Linked DNA regions of Mus musculus: region 1 is linked to region 2. Evidence: chromatin loops called from intact Hi-C (ENCODE). Cell type or tissue: gastrocnemius. All regions are shown on one strand. Links, peaks and the distances in the headings refer to the core of each region. The heading gives the core; the rest is flanking DNA.

Region 1 (4,386 bases), core at 198-4,197, 410 kb before region 2:
CAGGTGAACTTGAGAAGCCATACACATGATCTCCGTCCCTTTTTTGCAATTCCTCGAATATAACTTGGAAAAAAAGATGCCCAGAGATTTAGACCCTAAATCAAGAGCCTTTACTGAAGTATTGCAAGACCTGAATGACCGACTCCCTTCCTCTTCTTTCTAAGCCGTTTTTAAGGTTATGGAGTGGCTTGGAAGATCAACATCTTACGTCCCTGAGGGCTGTCCTTAACTTCCCTAGCAGTCTCTCAGTGCATGAATTATTTTACCTCACCTTTATCCAAAATGCCCACCCATTCCTTCACCACCTTGTGATTTCCTCTACCAAGTGGAAGCCCAACTCCTTTCCGATCCAGTCTGCTTCCGGCTTCTGGAACCACCTCCTTGAGGAATAGGCACGTGCATATATTACCAAGGAACTACAACTCCCGAAAGGCTTTGCGGCAACATCCCATCCGTTCTCACCAGTCAGAAACGGGTTTCCTGAAAGAGCCCGTTGCTGCATGATCTTTTGGGAGTTGTAGTTGACCTCATTAAAGCCACAGAGCCCGCGGAAGACTGCAAAACACGTTTCCCAGAATGCACGTCGCTCGGCTTCACCAATTGAAGGGTCGGATCTTGAAGAGGCGGGGGTCGGGGGGGGGGGAGGAGCTGCCTGGCGCACGCGCAGTATCCGGAGCTGGGGAATTCATGTGGAGGTCAGAGTGAAAGCAGGTAAGCGTGGTAGGAGCGGTAGAGGCCTCTGGTCCTATGTCCCTGTAGCCTGCCTCTGCTTTCCTATGTACAATGAGGGCATGGGATGCATGTGTGGGTACGCCTAGTGGAGAAGGGGGAAATCTCGGTCCAGAAGGAGTTAGGAATGTGCAAGGGGAGGGGACAGGATGAGGAAAAATCCAGAAGCTGGTGGAGTAAAAAGAGCTGGATGTCAGAGACAGAGGATAAATGTGCATGGAGAAATCCCGATACACAAGCAGTTGAAGTCTGAGAAAGGGGAGGGCGAGTTTGAGGATTGTACCAAGGGTGACGCAGGGGCGGGACATTAAAAAGTTCAAGGCTAACTGGTTTCTAGTTTGTCAGCTACGTGCCCCCACCCGTCCCGCCGCAGCCCCACCTCCAGTCCTTCACCGCTCTGCCTCGCTGCACCCCTGCCAGCCCCTGCTTTCCTATTAACTGGTATGGGGAGGAGTTCTACAATGTCTTCTAGAATTCGGTCTTCTCATTCTAACCCTGGTTCTACTACTTAAGAGTATAACCTCTCTATGCACTTCAGCAGTCATAACCTTCATAAAGTAACTGAAGGTTAAACAAGGCTGTCGGAGACCGTGTAACTTAAATGTTAACAGAAATTGCCCTTTTTGTTGTTGGCTTCAGCCGTGTAGCACCGGTCTCGCTTGTGGCCTATTGGTCTAGGAAAAGGGAGTGTGGTTTTTCTGTGTACTAAGTTCCTCGTGGGTACAAAGCACCGTTCCTACGCTGAGCCAAGTGTCGCAGACTCTTTCTCTGAATGGTTGTAAAGAAACACGTCCACAAACGCAGACATGATCTACAGTTTGCAAGGTGGTCAGTGTTATGGGGCGTTCAGTGAGTGAGTTTGGGCCCACAGGTGTAGACATATGAAAATGTATGTTGAGACATGAACTCTGTGCCTCAGAGCGGGCTTTCTCTGAGAATCTGGTGTCAAAGTGTTTTATGTTTACCCCGTGTTTAGGTGTGAGTGGAAGCAACAGAAGGAGTCATGGCTGCCAAAGTGTTTGAGTCCATTGGAAAGTTCGGCCTGGCGTTGGCAGTTGCAGGAGGCGTGGTGAACTCTGCTTTGTATAATGGTGAGGCGCGGAAGAGCTTTCTGCATAGTTTCTGTTGATCTGCATAGCCCATGTGTCATTCCTTTTAAAAAAAAAAAAAGATTTATTTATTTTATTTATATGAGTACACTGTCGCTGTCTTCAGACCCACCAGCAGAGGGCATTGAATCCCATTACAGATGGTTGTGAGCCACCATGTGGTTGCTGGGAATTGAAATCAGGACCTCTGGAAGAGCAGTCAGTGCTCTTAACCGCTTTGCCATCTCTACAGCCCATTTGACATTCCTGATGCTAGCTGCTGTCTGAAGGTGTGTGAGGTTAAGGGGGACTCACCTGCTACCCCACATACTGGTTGTGAGTCATCAGAGGCCTATGATCACTTAGGCAGGGGTTCTCAGCCTTCTGATGCTTGGAACATTTAGTAGTTTCTCACTATTGTGGTGATACACCTCCACCACCATACAGTTCTTTTCCTTGCTGATTTATAACTGTGATTTGCTACTTTTATGAATCGTAAATTTTGTTTTCCGATGGTCATAGGCAGCCCCTGTAATAGGGTCTTTTAACATCCCCCCTCATAGGGTTCTGACCCACAGGTTGAAAGCCACTAACTTAGAGGCTTTGTTCAAGGGGAGCCCTCCTGTCCAATGTTTAGCACTTTAGCCACTTTGAAATGATGAGGTATTACCCAGATGACAGGAGGTGACAGGAGCCCATTGGTTCTCTTCCTTATTTGCATGAAGTATCTTGGCAACATCTCTAGACCAGTTTGAGAGACTGTGTCCTGAGAAAAGTTTTGCTCAGCTGGTTGCAGAGAGAATAGGTTTTTGTTTTTAAATTTTTTTTTAAGGATTTATTTATTTCTTCTATGTATGAGTATACTATTGCTCTCTTCAGACACACCAGAAGAGGGCATCAGATCCCATTACAGATGGTTGTGAGCCACCATGTGGTTGCTGGGAGTTGAACTCAGAACCTCCGGAAGGGCAGTCGGTGCACTTAACCGCTGAGCCATCTCTCCGGCCCAGGAGAATAGTTTTTGCCAGGTATTGAATGGTGCCACAGTGCAAAGCTGGGTTTTCTTTGACTGTATTACATGGCCTTATTTGCGAGTCCCTCCTTTTAGTCCCCAGCTTTCTCATTGGTCAAACAAGGGGACTGAACTAGTTTTTCTCTTAAGATTCCCTCTAAGGCCGGGCGTGGTGGCACACCCCTTTAATCCCAGCACTTGGGAGGCAGAGGCAGGTGGATTTCTGAGTTAGAGACCAGCCTGGTCTACAGAGCGAGGACGGCCAGGGTTACACAGAGAAACCCTGTCTAGAAAAACAAAACAAAAAAAAAGATTCCCTCTAAGTCTGATACTCTTTTAAAACAGCAACAGATTTTGATGTACCTCCTGTATGGTTTTTGTTTTATTTGTATTGGGAGGGTTGGTTTTGTTTGTTTTGTTTTGTTTTGTTTTGTTTGAGACAGAATCTTTACCATGTAGCTCTTGACTGGCCTGAAACTCACAGAGATCCACCTGCCTCCACTTCTCAAGGGCTGAAATTAAAGGTGTACACCTGTCTACCTAGCTCAACTAAAGCAGTTGTAAGTAACTCAGACCCACACCCAGCTGTTCTGTTTTTAAGACAGTGTCTCCTGTAGTCCCAGGCTGGCTTTGAACTCCTGGACCTTTGGCTATATGATGTTTTGATGAGTTATTTTCAGAGTGAAGGTTTTTAGATCAACTCTAAATTCAAACAGGAAATGAGAGGAAGTGACTACTTCAGCCTGGGCCTGGTGGCGTACTCCTGTAATGCCAGCGTTCACAAGGCTGGGGATCTTGAGTTCCAGTCCCACATGGGCTACCTAGTAAGACCTTGTCTCTAAAACGTTAGAGGAGAGGGAAGGAGGGAGGGAGGCTCTTCCCTGGGTGCACAAGACATCTCCACAACACCTCCAAATGTTAGAGAAACAGCTATTAGATCCTGGGCAAGCTGCCCGTGGTGGTATATACCAGTAGTCCCAGCACTCGGAAGGTAAAGGCAGGCAAATCTCTTGAGTTCAAAGCCAGCTTGGTTTACATGGTGAGTCCAGGATAGCCAAGGCTACATAGTAAGAACCTACCTTGAAAAAAAAAAAAAAAGGAAACAAGCCAGGCGGTGATTTGTGCATAGGTTTAAGCCCTTATCCTCAGGAAGCAGAAACAAGCAGATTTCTTGAGCTCCAGGCCAACCTGGTGGACAGAACAAATTCCAGGGCAGTCCGAGCTACAGAGTAAGAACTTATCTTGAACAAAACAAAACAAAAACACAGAAGGATGCCAGGCAGAGTGATTGCTTCCTTATATTCCCAGTGCTGGCAGGGGAGGGATGAGGCTGAGTTCTGGGCTGATCTGAACGATAGCCTGGGACCCTGTCTCAAGAGAAAGAAAAAGAAAGAAGGAAAGAGACCAGACAGTGGGAACGTCTATGTTTTAGGGTTCCTATAAGGATCCTGCTTCTGGGAACATCAGGTTCAGTTAGAGCCGGTATGTACATGTTGGCCCAGGATGATCTCCGATTATAGAACTCTGGGGAGGTGATTCCTGGAAGTGTGCTGGTGG
Region 2 (4,386 bases), core at 136-4,135:
CTAAGTTAAGCTCCTCAACAATGTTACCTGCTACAAACAATAGGGGGCGCATGCCTTTAACCCCAGCTTCACAGCTAATCTGGTCTATAGTAAGTCCCAGGCCAGCCAGAGCCACACAGCATGGCCCTAAGGACTCAACAAAATAAAACGCTCCCCGCCCCCGCCCCGCCCCCGCCCCCAACGAAATGGCACCTGTCAGTATGCTAAACTTGAAAGTGACAAAGCACCAACATCATTACCCAGGCTATTTCATATCCTCCTGGGAGACGGTGGGACCCTTCCACACTCTGCCTTATCACCAAGGCTGACCCAAGTGTCACTTCTCACCATTCCAAAGACGCCGCCTACCCCCGGGGTAGAAAGACAGGCACAGGCACATGGTTTAGAGAAACGTTGTTGTTGTTGTTGTTGTTGTTTAATGGTAAAGCTCAGTAGACTCCAGCACCAGGACTGGCATGGAGTCAAAGCAGCAGGGACGGCTGGGTGACCCCAGGGAGCCTCACATGGCGAAGAGGATGAGGAAGGCGACCATCAAACAGAAGAGTCCCATGGCCTCAGACAGGGCAAACCCCAGAATGGCATAGGAGAAGAGCTGCTGCTTGAGAGATGGGTTCCTGCCAGAGACAGAAAAGGGTGAGGGTCCAGGTCAGGGGAGGGGAGTGTGCTACTATTTCAAAAGGGGCTAGCCTACATCTACCCTGGGAACTTGGGCAGGAAAGGGGCTAGCCTACAGCTACCCTGGGAACTTGGGCAGGAAAGGAGACTAGCAACTCGGCAAGTTCACATGTGGCATGCTTCAATTCTGACTTAGGTCACTGGAGAGACAGGAGGTTAAAGAACATCAACTTGGAGACTCCCACTTGCTAAGACTCTGCCCCAAGTGGAGTGGAGCAACAACACAGGCAGCCCCGAACTTACCTGGCATAGCCAATAATCAAGCTACCAAACACTGTGCCAATGCCAGCTCCTGATCCAGCCACACCAACTGTGGCGGCCCCAGCACCAATGAACTTGGCTGCTGTGTCGATGTCCCGGGAAATGACACTGGTCTGGAATTCCCGTCGGGCCACCTGGAGAGGGGAGCTGCTGCAGGAAGGCTGGAAGGAAGGGAGGGAGGCAGTCAGGGGGAGTGAGGAGCCGCCATGCTCACCCCATCCACCTGAGCTAAGAAGCAGCTGGCACCCAGCCTCAAAGGGCAGAGTGCTCTGTGTGCAGGGACAATGTCAGCACACAGGGCTAGTCACATCTCTGACTGTCATTTGAGACTTGGAATTGCAAGGGTGTCGTAGATCCTTTAATTCTCCTAAAAGCACCTCAGCTGACTGGAGGGATATCCTGAGGGGCCTGACTTCCTTACCTGCTTAGATGGGGCCTCTGGTCTGCTCAGGAGGGAGGCAGACACAGGCCTGATTAGACCCCTGGTACAGGAGCGAATCTGTAAAGTCAGAAAGATATATTGCTCCAAATCAGACAAAAACAAACCAAAACCCCAAACCCAACCTAAGTGACAGGAGTTTGTCACAATCAGTCCAATCAATTTCAAGGTCAATTAACTTATTTTCTCAGGTCCGTCTACATCGGAGACAGCTATGCTGATAGTCTGTGGGAGCCCAGGGTGGCAGCAATCACCATTTGATATAATGCACTAGGCTGGGGAGCACTCACAAGACCCGGGGGTCAATCCTCAGAACCAAACCCAAACCAAACCGGATACCAAAGTCCATTTCCAAGGGCACAGACCTAATCAGTTTCCCAGAATAGAGTAAGACCCAAACATCCAGTCAGTTGTTGAGGTAACAAAAGGCAATCAAGGGGAGAGATTTACTAAGATGCATTCACAGCAACATATATCCTTCAGGCAGCGGGCCAGGAAGCCTGGTTTGACTCCCAGAACAGCCATCTTAGGAAAGCTCCCAGTGACACGGATTGCTTGACACATTATTCAGTACAATGACTCTCAGGCTTGGCAGAACATTGGCATCACCTGGGGCATTCTACCAAAATTGCTTAGGGGTTCCACCTTCATTCTCAGTCTGATGCAATTGGTCTGAGGAGCAGTCTGGGCAGTAGAAGCATTAGGCTTTCCAGATGAACTGAACACGCAGCCGAGGTTGAGAAAAACTGTTTTCCGGCTGTCTGGCTACAGCCAACCCAGGACTGTAATAAAAGGTCAGCTCTAGCTTATCTGAGGACGCTCAGAAAGCCACGACGGCTTGGTTTACAGGCCTGAATAAACATAGGTTACCTGCAACAGCTCCTATACCCTCCGCCAATAGCCATCATCATCATCACGGAACGCCAGCCCCTCTTAGTCCATTCATTAAACATGATTGCTCCCATACCATACCCGGCACTATAGGGAAACCCGGAGCTTCCGCTTACCAGAGCTGGAGAAATGAGCAGTGCCTTGGTGGTCTGCATTTTTCAATCTGCAAGAAGGGGGAGAAAAGAAAAAAAAAAAAAACCGTAATTCCTATGAAAGCCCGGGTGTCTGCTTATACTGGCAACCTCCTGTTGTCCCCATCCACCTCCAATCGTTCCCCCCAACCCTCTTCCTATACCCCAGCTAAGGAGGGCATTAGAGGTCAGAAGGACAGAGCAGATTCCGGGGTCAACCACTCTCTGCGCAGCGGGTCTGCAGAAGGACAGCAACCGAGATCGGAAATAAAAGGAGGTGGCTCAGGCCCCAAGAGGGAAATGTTGCGAAAAGGAATGGTCTCCCGGGAAGACCGGAGGCAGAAACTGGCAGACGTCGTGCAGGATCCTGCCCAAGTTACACTGCTGTCCCCTACTCTCCCCAGCGGCCGTTTATCGCTCATTACCGTTGGTAATTAACATTAATTGATAAGGCTTAAAGACTCTAGTCCTCCTTCCCTATCCCTGGAGGCAAATGGTGCTCCACGTGGCACAACCCACGGCCTTGCGGACCCCTGTCTCCCAGCCCCAAGTCACCTGCACTCCCACTCCCCTGCAGCCCCTGCTCGGCCCACAGCACACTCCCTGCTCAAGGTGACTGACTCACCTCCCAGCTTTAGCCCTTGGTCTGAGCGCTCAGCTCCCCCACCCACGTGTTCGGAGTCCCTTCACTCCCATTGGTCGTTATCTCTCCACGTTCCAATTGGCTGGCGTCATCAACTCCATCCTTCTTATTGGTCTTCTTCAGCTTCTTCCTCTCTCTCCACAGGAGCTTCGTGGCAATTCCCGCCTCCTTGCGGATAAAGGCGGGTTCTTTTTCCGAGTTCGGGGTTACGATTGGTCGAATCCCGAAATGCTTGACCATAGAGTCGACGAGACTCAGAGGTTCTACAACCTTCAACACAAAATGGCGACCAAGGTGCAAGCGGAAGAAAAAAGCGTGGGAGTGACAACCGGCCGCTTGACGCAAGCTGACACGTGATAAGGGCTCCAGGCCTTCATTCGGCCGCTTGGACCTTGGGGCGCATTGCATGTTGGGCCTTGTAGTCCTGTCCAAGGACTCAAGGACCACCGACATCCCGCGAGATGTTGCTTCCTGGCAAGGAGAGCCGACGCCTTTACAGTACCTTCCACCATCGTGATTTGTAAAAACCCCCATTTTCGTCCAAGTATTAAGGCAGGCTGGAAAACTTCTAAGTAGTGAGCGTGCTCTTGTGGGTCTGTCAGTAGTCAGTCAACATGGACTCACAAGTTGAATGGTGGAAAAAAAAAACTCAACAAAATACAATTAAAACCAGGCTTGCTATTTCGTACCCGAAATTTTAGCACTTGGCAGGTGCTTAGGAGACAGGAAAGTCAGGAGTTCAAGGCCAGACTAAGCTTCTTGAGTTTAGGTAAAAAAAACAAGGTAGGGCTAGACAATTGTATTGGGAGTGGGGAGAACTCTAAAACGAAAATAATAATTGGTAGGATGAAGCGTGCAAAGAATTCAGGTGGTGCATGCTTGTAATTTCAGACATCGGAAGGCTAAGGCAGGAAGACGGAGCACTTGCTCCAGGCCAGTCTGGAGTAAGTAGCAAAACCTGGCTTAAAACGACAAAACAATGCCGGCCAGTGGTGGCGCACACCTTTAATCCCAGCACTTGGGAGGCAGATGCAGGCAGATTTCTGAGTTCGAGACCAGCCTGGTCTACAAAGTGAGTTCCAGGACAGCCAGGGCTATATAGAGGAAACCCTGTCTCAAAAAACCAGCAACAACAAAGAAACAAACAAAACCACATGTGTATGCACACAAGCACAAAGGGTAGGGACAGAAAAACAGGACTGCAGTAACCATTCACTAGTGAATTAGAAAACCTTCCTGGAAAGCAGTTTGGCAATACTTTTTATTTGAAATGCTATGAATGAGCCATCCTCTTTGACCCAGTAATTCTTGAGTAACTGAGGACCTTTAAATGCTCCACCCTCCTT

Evidence for each region. Peaks named below come from ENCODE experiments on the same cell type or tissue, not always from the same donor. Only the 100,000 strongest peaks of a DNase experiment are listed, where the experiment ranks them.
Region 1: a loop joins it to region 2, with 2.9 times the contacts of the local background. A loop is called at or near these places in 1 of 42 quality-filtered maps.

Annotation. Positions count from the first base shown.
Region 1 is chr11:95,666,332-95,670,717 of GRCm38, forward strand. Phb (prohibitin) reads left to right here and starts at 626. Exons shown (of 7, transcript NM_008831.4): 1 at 626-711; 2 at 1,706-1,820. The coding sequence starts at 1,733. In gastrocnemius, for the core only: a CTCF peak has its summit at 1,977 (motif pointing right); DNase peaks (open chromatin) are centred at 526 and 1,054; H3K4me3 peaks cover 1,926 bases; H3K27ac peaks cover 1,449 bases.
Region 2 is chr11:96,072,605-96,076,990 of GRCm38, forward strand. It overlaps Atp5g1 (ATP synthase, H+ transporting, mitochondrial F0 complex, subunit C1 (subunit 9)), which reads right to left and starts at 3,027. Exons shown (of 5, transcript NM_001161419.1): 1 at 2,953-3,027; 2 at 2,383-2,429; 3 at 1,358-1,435; 4 at 919-1,097; 5 at 189-614. The coding sequence starts at 2,421. The coding sequence ends at 500. In gastrocnemius, for the core only: no CTCF peak of the experiment used is centred there; DNase peaks (open chromatin) are centred at 1,950, 2,324, 2,708, 3,248 and 2 more places; H3K4me3 peaks cover 3,423 bases; H3K27ac peaks cover 3,069 bases.